Regions from separate parts of the Homo sapiens genome. Here region 1 is linked to region 2. Evidence: chromatin loops called from intact Hi-C (ENCODE). Cell type or tissue: tibial artery. All regions are shown on one strand. Each heading gives the region's core, and the rest is flanking DNA. Links, peaks and the distances in the headings are about the cores only.

Evidence for each region. Peaks named below come from ENCODE experiments on the same cell type or tissue, not always from the same donor. Only the 100,000 strongest peaks of a DNase experiment are listed, where the experiment ranks them.
Region 1: a loop joins it to region 2, with 5 times the contacts of the local background. A loop is called at or near these places in 8 of 110 quality-filtered maps.

The regions. Positions count from the first base shown.
Region 1 is chr1:47,501,279-47,506,646 of GRCh38, forward strand. It overlaps LOC124904173 (a long non-coding RNA gene), which reads right to left. Exons shown (of 2, transcript XR_007066066.1): 2 at 4,946-5,277. Among named protein-coding and RNA genes, the nearest start is that of FOXD2, 66 kb to the left of the region's middle. RefSeq lists a silencer at 1,810-1,980. In tibial artery, for the core only: a CTCF peak has its summit at 2,756; no DNase peak of the experiment used is centred there; H3K27me3 peaks cover 420 bases.
Region 2 is chr1:47,707,815-47,713,182 of GRCh38, forward strand. No RefSeq gene overlaps it. Among named protein-coding and RNA genes, the nearest start is that of LINC01738, 22 kb to the left of the region's middle. RefSeq lists enhancers at 243-1,209, 2,996-3,496 and a silencer at 2,857-2,926. In tibial artery, for the core only: CTCF peaks have their summits at 1,940 and 2,867 (motif pointing left); DNase peaks (open chromatin) are centred at 2,867, 3,197 and 5,037; H3K4me3 peaks cover 2,220 bases; H3K27ac peaks cover 1,808 bases; H3K27me3 peaks cover 2,130 bases.

The DNA.
Region 1 (5,368 bases), core at 172-5,171, 210 kb before region 2:
TATTTATTTATTTATTTATTTATTTATTTTTGAGACAAGGCCTGGCTCTGTCACCCTGGCTGGAGTGCAGTGGTGCGATCTCAGCTGCTGCAACCTCCACCTCCTGGGCTCAGGCCATCCTCCCATGCCAGCCTCCCGAGTAGCTGGGACTACAGGCATGCACCACTTATTGGATTTTAAAACTGACGTCTCTCTATTATTAGTTAAGAACCTTGGACAAATGACTTCTCTCTGAGCCTTGGTTTTCACATCTCTAGAATGGAGCTTAAATACCCACCACCTAGAGTTGCTGTGAGAGTGACAGGAGAGATTCACGTAAGTGGATTTTGTAGGGACTCTTATAAAGTAGCTCCTCTGCCTTAGATAATTTTCACTGGTCCCTAAAATGCCCTTGTATTCATAGTATTCTCCCTGGCGGTTTATTTCTCATTGATATTGGACACCAGAACAAGGGAAGGGTGGCACAGCTCGATGGCGAATCTGTAAACTGTCATTGTTCCATCATATCTGAGCTCCCAGCAGTTAAGCAATGGCTCTGGCCCCATGCTGACTGCCTGGGGATGAGGTCAGTGGGTAACAAACCACAGCACTTACTGACCACTGATCATAATGACAGCTATCATTTACCGACTGCTATTTATTATTTATTCTGCTCAGAGAAAGGATCTGAGCCCAAATTCCCTGGCTAGGTCCTAAAGGTCCTTCTTCCAGATCATCTCAGTTGTCTTTCCTCTAATCTTTGGGAAGCTAGATCCTGCTCCCTGTACTTCATCTCTGGCTGTGGTCCTATTTCAGCTCAAACCCTCCTCTGGGTCCCTTCCTCTAATATCAGTAGCAGCATAGATGGAATATGGCATGATTTGATTCCAACTAACCTTACCATCTGCCTTTCCTGCCACTTCGAGTCTACAGCCTACACATTGGTCTGTTACTGCCTTTCCTGGAACTTGGCCAACACCATCCTTCCTCTAGGTTTCTGCCTATGCTGTTCCTTTTGCCTGGAACATCCTTCACCAAATCTCTACTGGCTCTTGACGACAGGTCTCTGCCCAGCTTGATGATTTTGCCAAGACCACTTAAACCTGTTAAAATCTGACCTATTTTGCTTAGATGGACCATGAGTCCTGTAAACTCCAGTGCATCTAGGATAAGGATGCCAAATTCAGCAAAAAAAAAAAAAAAAATAATAATAATAATAATAATTAATAAATACATACAGGGCTTCCAGTCAAATTTGAATTTCAGATAAATAACAAATTGTTTTAATATAAGTATGTCTGTACAATATTTGGGGCATACTTATGCTGAAAATGATTTGTAATTTATCTAAAATTCAAATTTAACTAGGCATCCTGTGTTTTATGTGGCAACCCTAATCCATGGGTGTGTAAGTGTATCATAGCTCTGCAGCCTCCTGAGAGGGGTGATGCTTTTGTTATGATTTAGACTGGGAGAGGGCATTGGGGGTCTGGAAATGGAGTTGGCCTGAGAGCCTGTCTAGTCTAGGGCCCCCATTTCACAGACCAGAGAATGAAAGAATGTGCCCAAGTTCACACAGCAGTGGGAGCAGCAAAGGGGAGGCTGGAACTCGGGGCCCCAGATTCCCAGGCCCCCTCCTGTGCCAGCAACTCTCTGCTCTGGGCTGATGGAACAGCTCAGGTTCCCACTCCCCTGCCCCTGACCTGCCCTTCGCTGGCTTCAGAGGGGGGGTCTGATGACGAAATGTGATCCTGCCATAAAATCTATACCAAACCAACTCTTCTCACAGCCCACCCGCCCGCCTCAAAGGGGGGCGCCTAATCCCCATTTATGGAGCCAAGCAGCTGGGCCCGGCCTGAGTCTTTGAACGTGAGCTTGGGGTACCCTGGGTCAGCCCAGTCTTGGCAAGAGGAACCTGAGAGTGAGGGTATTTAGGGAAGCTGAGCAAGCTGAGGGGCCAGCCGGTCCCACGCCACCCAGCCCAAAGAGCACCAGTTAGGGTGAGAGCATAAATCAGAGTGGCTGAAGGCAGAGTGTCCCCGTGGACACATCTTTCAGGGTGTGTTCCTGAAGACTGGACTTTATTCCAGCAGCCGAGGAGAGACACTGGAGGTTTAAAACAGAGGGGAACATGGTCCTATTAGAAAGATGGATTGGAGACCCCTTAGTGAGATAACTCTGGAAGTTATTTGGGCAGAATGATTAAGTTCTGACTCAGAATGGTGGTGGGATGGAGAGAAGTGGAGAGAGAGCGGAGAGGTGTCAGGAGGTAGTGTCTGGACAGCTCGGGCTCTAAGGAGTCATAGGGATGCCTGCTGTCTGGTTGGGGTGTTGTGGTGGGCAGAGGTGCTGCTACAGACAAGGAACATTAGGGAAGGTGCAGGAAGACGCTGACTGGCCTTTGAAGATGCTGAGAAGGAGGAGCCTGTGGGGCAGCCAGCAGGGATGCAGAGGAAGGTGAGAGCCTGGGGTCAAGGAAGAGAGTTGGGATGGAGATGCCGAGTTGGGCATTATCAGCCTATGGACCTTGAGACTACGATTACTGAGGGGAAAAGAGAAGAGAAGAGGGTCGAGGAGTGAGCCCTGGGGAACACCAACACTAAGAGCTAGGCAGAAACGGGAGGGCCCACAGAGGAGATTAAGAAGGCAGGCCATAGAGGAAGGAGGAAAACCAGGAGAAGATGAGGATGTGAGAGTCAAGGAACAGTGAGGGCTCTGAGAGCCCCGCAAGCCAAGCCAGGGAAACTCTTGCTGGGTTTAGCAGCAGGTAGGTGGCAGCCTTGCCACAGCGGGGTAGTGGGTCTCAGGGACAGTGCTGATGTGCAGAGGAATGGGAGGTGAAGATGTGTAGATACTCGGTGTAGATAACTCTTTTTTTTTTTTTTTTTTTTGAGACAGAGTCTCACTCTTGTTGCCCAGGCTGAAGCACAATGTCACAGTCTCGGCTCACTGCAACCTCCGCTTCCCGGGTTCAAGCAAGTCTCCTGTCTTAGCCTCCCAAGTAGCTGAGATTACAGGCATGCACCACCATGCCTGGCTAATTTTGTATTTTTAGTAGAGATGGGGTTTCACCATATTGGTCAGGTTGGTATCGAACTCCTGACCTCAAGTGATCCACCCGCCTTGGCCTCCCAAAGTGCTGGGATTACAGGAGTGAGCCACCACACCCAGCCTGAGTGTAGATGACTCTTTAAAGAAGACTGGTTGGGAGGAGATTTGGGGGGTGCAGTAGCTGAAAGAGAACTGGGCTTGAAGAACCGGTTGAGATTCTTTTTTTTATTTTTTATTTTTTTTACAATAAGGATTTGTCATTTATTTATTAGCTACAAGGAATTGCAAGATATTTAGCTTCTCTGAACTCAGCTTTCTGTTCTTTTTTTGTTGTTGTTGTTGCTTGCCTTTTCTTTTTATTATTATTATTATTATACTTTAAGTTTTAGGGTACATGTGCACAACGTGCAGGTTAGTTACATATGTATACATGAGCCATGTTGGTGTGCTGCACCCATTAACTCGTCATTTAGCATTAGGTATCTCTCCTAATGCTATCCCTCCCCCCTCCCCCCACCCCACAACAGTCCCCGGTGTGTGATGTTCCCCTTCCTGTGTCCATGTGTTCTCATTGTTCAATTCCCACCTATGAGTGAGAACATGCGGTGTTTGGTTTTTTGTCCTTGCGATAGTTTGCTGATAATGATGGTTTCCAGCTTCATCCATGTCCCTACAAAGGACATGAACTCATCATTTTTTATGGCTGCATAGTATTCCATGGTGTATATGTGCCACATTTTCTTAATCCAGTCTATCATTGTTGGACATTTGGGTTGAGAACCGGTTGAGATTCTTAAGGAGTTTACCCACTGATGGGAAGGAGGCAGTAGAAAAAGGGAGGTAGAACAACATCTTTCACACTTTCTTGACACAACCCACAGTTAGACAGACATGTCCTTCCAGACCTGAGACACTTACACACACTGACACAACTTAAACAAAAGTTTTGTGACATATACTCATCTTTACTGTGTGTGATGTGCTCTGATATTTTCTTTCCTATTTTACTTAAAAAAATTTTTTTTAAGAGATAGGATCTTGCTCTGTTGCCCAGGCTAGAGTGCAGTGGCATGATCATAGCTCACTGCAGCCTCGAACTCCTGGGCTCAAGTGTTCCTCTTGCCTCAGCCTCCCAAGTAGCTGTGACTACAGGTGCATGCCACTACCCCTGGCTAATTTTAAAATTTGTTTTGGAGAGACAGGATCTTGCTATATTGCCCAGTCTGGTCTCAAGCTCTTGGGCTCAAGTGATCCTCCTGCCTCGGGCTCCCAAAGTGTTGGAATTATAGACATGAGCCACCATGCCCCATCCTATTTTATTGTTAAATACTGCTGGTCACAGTACCCTGAACTGAATTTGTGAACCTAAAATGGTTCAAAATGGGCAGCTTGAGAAATTCCGAGGTAGAAGATATGGACAAAGAGGAGGTGAGTCAATGGGGTGAACTCTCCTGGGTGGATCCAGAGGGGAAGAGCTGGCTTCTTATGGGAGGAGAGATGCTTTCATTACAATAAAAGGGAAGGAGATGAGGTTTGGAGGAAGCACAGGTGAATGTGTAGGTTTGTGGCTGAAAGTTGATGGCTTTTGTTTTGTCCATGAAGGTCACCTGTTGAAAGGGCAGGGGAAGGAAGGGAAAGGTTGGAGGATCTGAAGAGAGAGAGGAAAATTTGAACCACCACTGTGGGAAGCATAAAGAGCTGGGAAACAGTTGCATTTCCTGGCAGTTTTGAGGCTCGAAGGAGGTGGGAAGCCATGAATTTAAAGTGATATGCATTTACCTGGGATATTAGTGAAGCTTAAGCAAGAGGGTCCCTTCTTTTTGGGTGGGGGACAGTTAAGGCCTGGTACAAAACAATGGCACAGGGATTATATGATAAGTGAATGAACGAGCAAATAGCTCAATGAACAAATTTATCAATTCAACCAATATTTATTGAGCACCTACTATATGCCAGGTTCTGTTTTAGGAGGGGAATACAGGGGTGACAATGGCAAAATTCTTGCCCCTTTGGAGGCAACATGTGCAATGGAGCTTTTGAACTTCATGAGGCTTTTCTGAGGATTATTTTTGTTTTGTTCTTATTTTTAAAGGTAGCCAACCCAGTCTAATGGAAAATTTGGAAGGATGTTCATCATCTTGCCGCGTCTCTGTTTGTGTTCTATTTCAGCCTAACATGAAGGGAGCATCATCTTCGTTTTCACCAGCTCAGAGGGCAAAGCATCTTGTCCTGGGTCACACAGCACATCTGCAGAGAAACTGGTAGGGGTTGGGACAGCAGTTTCCCACTTTCTGTGCTGAGCTATTCCTGCTCGCCATGTAACCAGTGTCTCCACAAC
Region 2 (5,368 bases), core at 253-5,252:
TGGAAGACTTGGGATGGGGGGAGGTGGAATCGATGTGAGTGGGGTGGGGACGGGGAGGGCTGGCGCAAAAGGAGAGTTGAGGTCAGCGTTGGGAAAGTTTGTGGGGGGGGGGGGGTGGGGAGGGAGTAGGCGGGACCAGCAGATGCCAGAACGCTAAAAGGGTCCAGGGGACCCGGTAGGGGTCCATGACAGGGTGGAGAGGAGACTCCCTTCCCCCCAGATCCCGCTGTCCCAGGTGGCTAGCAGGAGGGGTACACCGCGAGTCACTGAGCTCCCCCTACATTTTGCGTCTGAGGCTCCAGAACATGTGGCCGACACACCCCTACTCCCAAAGGGCTGTCATTTGGAACGTATTTGCAGACACATGGCTTGTTTTTAAGTTAATGCTTTTTAATTCACTGTTTCCCAGTTGTCGTTTTTTATTGCAAAGGCGGATTCTGCCCGTGTGTGTTCCTTTGCGGGGGCGGGGGATGGGGGTAGCTTCGCGGGCAAAGATCCGATGAGAGAGAGGCAGAGAAAATGAGAGGCAGAGACAGAGGCAAAGGCACAGCGAGACACCGGGGAAACGGGGAAGCAGGTCAGAGAGGAAGAGAGAGACAGGCCGGAAGAGACTGTGCCCAGGAGCCTGGACAAGGGATGCCGTGCCCAGCAGCCTGGACAAGGGATGCCGTGCCCAGGAGCCTGGACAAGGGATGCCGTGCCCAGGAGCCTGGACAAGGGATGCCGTGCCCAGGAGCCTGGACAAGGGATGCCGTGCCCAGGAGCCTGGACAAGGGATGCCGTGCCCAGGAGCCTGGACAAGGGATGCCGTGCCCAGGGAGGGGAAGGCCAGGGGCCGCTCTAGCGGCGAGGGGCGGAGGGTGTGCTGAGAAACCCGGCTCCGGGGACCTAGGCTGACGCCCCCATCTCCGCCTAAGGCCCCTGGGGCTGAGCTTGCTTCCCCCTGGCTCTCTGGTTCCTTTCCGAGTGGAGGAGGGTGAACTGGCCCTTGGGAGAGGGCTGGAGGGACGCGGCGGGAACGGGCTGAGTACGCAGCACCCGGGTCGGCAAGGGCTGGGGTTCTGAGATCAGAGAGAAAAGAGGACCTGGGAGTCGGAGGCGATCTCCCTGGCCCCAGCCGACCCTCTGAGCTCTAGCGAGCCTGAATCCGGCTCTGGGGGTGGCGCCCCCCGCCTGCTGCGGCTCCCGGGGCCAGCGCCCTAACCTTTCAGAGCCTGGCCCTGCCACCTGTAGAAGGAAGGCGCGCTGGTGGCCCGTTCAAGCAGGCAGTGGCAGCACCGGGGGCCTTCTAGAAGGGACGAAACGGCTCAGGGGCCGGGGAAACTTGTTTGGCTTGACAACGCCTGGGCTGGGCGGTTACAGCAGCAATCCCGGGATTCTCGGCCCCGGGGGGTCCTGTTTACGCAGGACTCGCGGCAGACTGGAGGGAGTGGGGCGCTAGAGCTTCCTTCCTTAGCAGCTGAGAACCATTTCATCCCCACCACCGCTATCCTGAGACCCCCTCCTCTCCCCATCTGCGTCGGCTTCCCGCGAACCTTCCCCGGCGGCATCTTCAAACACACAGCGGCGGACACACAAAGACGCTCGCGAGCCAGCACTAGTGTAGGCACTCGGGCACACACAGATACACGACGCAAGGTCCCGGGGACTCGGATGGAGCCGCAGTGTCCCCGGCCCGGGCGGAGAGGGCTCGCGCGTAGGGGCAGCTGCTCCCGGGCCGCTCTCACACCGGGCGCGCGGCTCTCAAGCCGGGAGCTGGCGAGCTGAAAGCCCGGGATAATTAGCGCTAATTACATGTGTGCAAACAGCCGCGGCAGAGGGCGCGGGCTAGGCCGCGGGGCCGCCCCTCCCCCGGCCTGACCCTGGCAGTCCCACCGCAGTGGAGGGGCTCTGCTGGCGCAGCTCGAGCCGACCGCTAGGGGAGAGCGCGCAGGAGCACCCACGAGACCCGGGAATCGGGGTGCGCCGTCAGTGCCCAGAGCCACCGAGCCCCGACCACACACGCGGGCGCGCGTTGCGGCCCGGCAATCTCGGGATGGCGGGTTACAGTCGGGCCAGAGGCTGAGCCCAGAACTGGGGGCCGAACACCCGCTGCCCTTCGCTGCCCTTCAGCGGGGACCGGGCGGGGTGGGGCTGAGCATTCTGGCCCCTAGGCTTCTCCGACTGTTTTGGCCTCCGGAGCAACCCGGTGTCTGCGGAAGATTGGAAGCGACTCTCCAGCACCCCGCCGCCGAGGCCCGCTCTCCCAGGCCATGCCGGCTGGCGCCGAGGCCGCGGGACCTGGAAGGGTCGGAGTCTGGTGCTGGTGCCGGAAGGCCAGCCAGTCTCTGTCCGGATGAGCCACATGATCCCAGAAAGAGCAGCCTGAGCCTTAGTCTGCGCGCCCAAAAAATGAGAATGCAGAGACCATTCATACCTCGCTGGAGGGGCTTCAGATGCTGAGTACACGGGGGTGGGGGCGGGGAGAGCAGGAGAAAGGGCTTTACATGAATCCTAACGTGTGAATGTTTGCACTGAGAGCCAGACTTAGCCATCTCTTTTTATGGGCCTAGGTGCCTGCGGCGGGCTGGCTTGGCGTGGCGGCAGATAATTATATTCCTATAATTATAAATGAAGCTCAGAGAGGCCAAACGTCTCACAAGAGGTCACACAGCAGTAAGAGGCAGCTGGTTTTTCTGACTTCAAATTTCAAGTTCAGACTGCACAACTCTCCGCCATCCCTCCCGGACGCCCCTGGAACCCCACGCACCTCCAGGCCCTGAGCGAAGCCTGGAAGCTGCGGGGCGAAGCGGAGCGCGAGAGAGGTTGCGCTCTGCGGGTCGGGCAGCCGGGGCTCGCTGCAGGCCCATGGCGCCCTCTTGCGTTCGTGGCCGGAGGCGCAGGCGGCTGCTGGGCTGACCCGTGTCCCGCGGTCCTGCTGGACTTGGACGCGGCATCTGACTCCTCTCTCTCAATGATTGCGCAGGCGAGGATCGATTAGCTGCGGAGAGGGTGACCTGAGACCACACGAGGATGCATTTTGTATACCGTACGCTTTGTATGCTGTAAAGCACATGGGACACCCAGTCACAGCGTTTGAACACCACGGTAGTTTTCCACTCGCTTCCACCCCGTCCTTGATTTTTTACAGGAGTCCTGTAAGGCCAGCAGGGCAATAATTATTATTCCCACTATACAGATGGGGCAACCGAAGCAGGCCCAAGGCCACTCGCTGGCGAGTAGCGGAGCCAGCACCCAGACTGGATCTGCTTCCCCCCTCACGTGCACCCGGCTCCCAGGCTAGGGTCTGGCTCTCACCGAGGTTTAAGGAAGAGGGCTTTGGAGTCAGACAGACTCGGGTTCAAATTCTAGTCTAGAACAGGCTGTGAGGTCTCAGACAAACTACAGAACATTTTTGGGTCTCAGTTCTGAATCTGTAAAACCGGGAGGACCCCGCCTCTTAGGACTGTTGGGGGAGGGGTGAATTACGAACCAGGGCCAGGCGACTGGAGCACTGAGTCCAGCGCGGGGTACCAGCGCCATGGCTGCTTTAATCAGGGAGGATGGCATTTGGTGTGACTACTCCAGCTGGTGGTGGGTGGGCGGCAAACCGAGGATTACATACCTCCGTGGCTAACCAGAGAACCGAGAGCTCAGGGTTGGGGCTGCTGCTGGGACATGAGCCCAGCACTGTGTTGCCGGCTGCCCACAGTCCTGCAATTCAGCAACTTTTCTCCAGGGCCTTGGACAGGTTCTGGGAGGCCTCCTCCTCCTTACAGGTGGGGACACAGACCCCGAGATGAAAGCTGTAACCTTCCCCATCTGCAAGACCCGGAGTCTAGGGCTGTCTTCAGAGCCAACAAAAACCAGTGTGGGGAAGGTGGGGCTTCCTGAGATCTAGCTGGGGAGACAGGTGCCTGGCTGCAGGTGCAGGGAGTTGGTGCAGTTTGAGCCCAGTGGTTCTCAAACTGCTGGAGCATCAGAATCAACTAGAAGCCTTGCTAAAACACTTGCTAAGCCCCTTCCCCTAGGGTTCCGACACATTAGTTCTGGTGTGGGGCAGGAGAATCAGCAGTTCCCAGGTGATGCATGACACTTTGACAGTCACTGCTCTAACCCTTCAGAGAACTTCCTCTGAGGCTTCTCAGTTCACCAGCTCCACATTCACACTACCTCTGTCTGGGCTGCTCTTATTCTGGTCAGTTTCACAGAACATTTCTGGGCTGGCCCTCAGCATCAACAGAAGCAATGCGGCTGGGCCTCCAAGCCCCCTTCCTCTTGGTCCCTTCACACCTGTGGCTCAGAGGAGAACGACTTCTACAACTGCCAGATAGGACAGTCAGGCCAACTTTCTGGAGGAGAACTGAACTTGAAGATCTGCTGGAGGGGAGTTAGGGCCACAGCCTGGCCAGGGAGTGAAAGGTGAACACTGAGCCAAAGTCAGACCCTCCGATGGTTGCATGCATCTAGTCAGCAGGGACTTAGGGTCCTGGCTCTAATCCTTCTGGTGGAACACTCACAGCCCAGCGCTGGAAACAGGGGTGAAGGGGATGGCAATAAGCACTCAAATGAATGAACCGCTGCCAGCCAGGCAGGCCAGGCCCAGGTGGCAGAAAAGTCCTTCAGATGGTGGTTCAAACAGGAGTACGGCAGGGGGCCACAGTAGCTGCCCTTCCTGCCTTGGTTTCTCCATCTGAGGAATGCACGTCATGTGTTTGCTGTTTCCCTGACCTTCCCAAGCTGCCAGCAGGATAATATATGGAAATTGCTTTGACCTCCTGAGAAAAGAGGGTCTCCAGGAATAGAAAGTTCAGCTGCTAATCCCGTCCCCCCAGACTTCCCACTAATTCCGGCTTCCGATGTCAGCCTGGCAGGTTGAGTTTAGCAAAAGAAAGAACAACTTAGAGGGCTGATGGTTTTTCTAATGGCCCCAGTTCTCCAAACACACCCACACACAATACACATGCACACACAGCCTGGTCACAGACCTCCCCACATGCACAGCCTTCCCTACCCTCGCTCACACACGCACCTCCCGCGGAGCAGTCATAATTGTAGAGAATAATTAGAACTAACATTTGCACAGCGCCCTGCCATTAACAAAGCAGTCCCACCCAGCACTTTCATTTAATCCTCACAACCACCCGAGAGGCAGGGATTATTGCTATTATTAACTGAGGCTCAGCAAGGTTAAGTGACTTGCCTAAGGTCACTCAGCTAGTAGGTGACAGGCATGGATCCAACTTGGGTCTCCTGACTCCAAATGTTATTCTCTTGCTGCTGGCCCACGCTTCTTCATGCATTCACGCGCATTCATTTGTTTGCTCGTTTATTCATTCATTCATTCATTCATTTGTTCACTAACTCAACAAATATTTATTTTGCATTA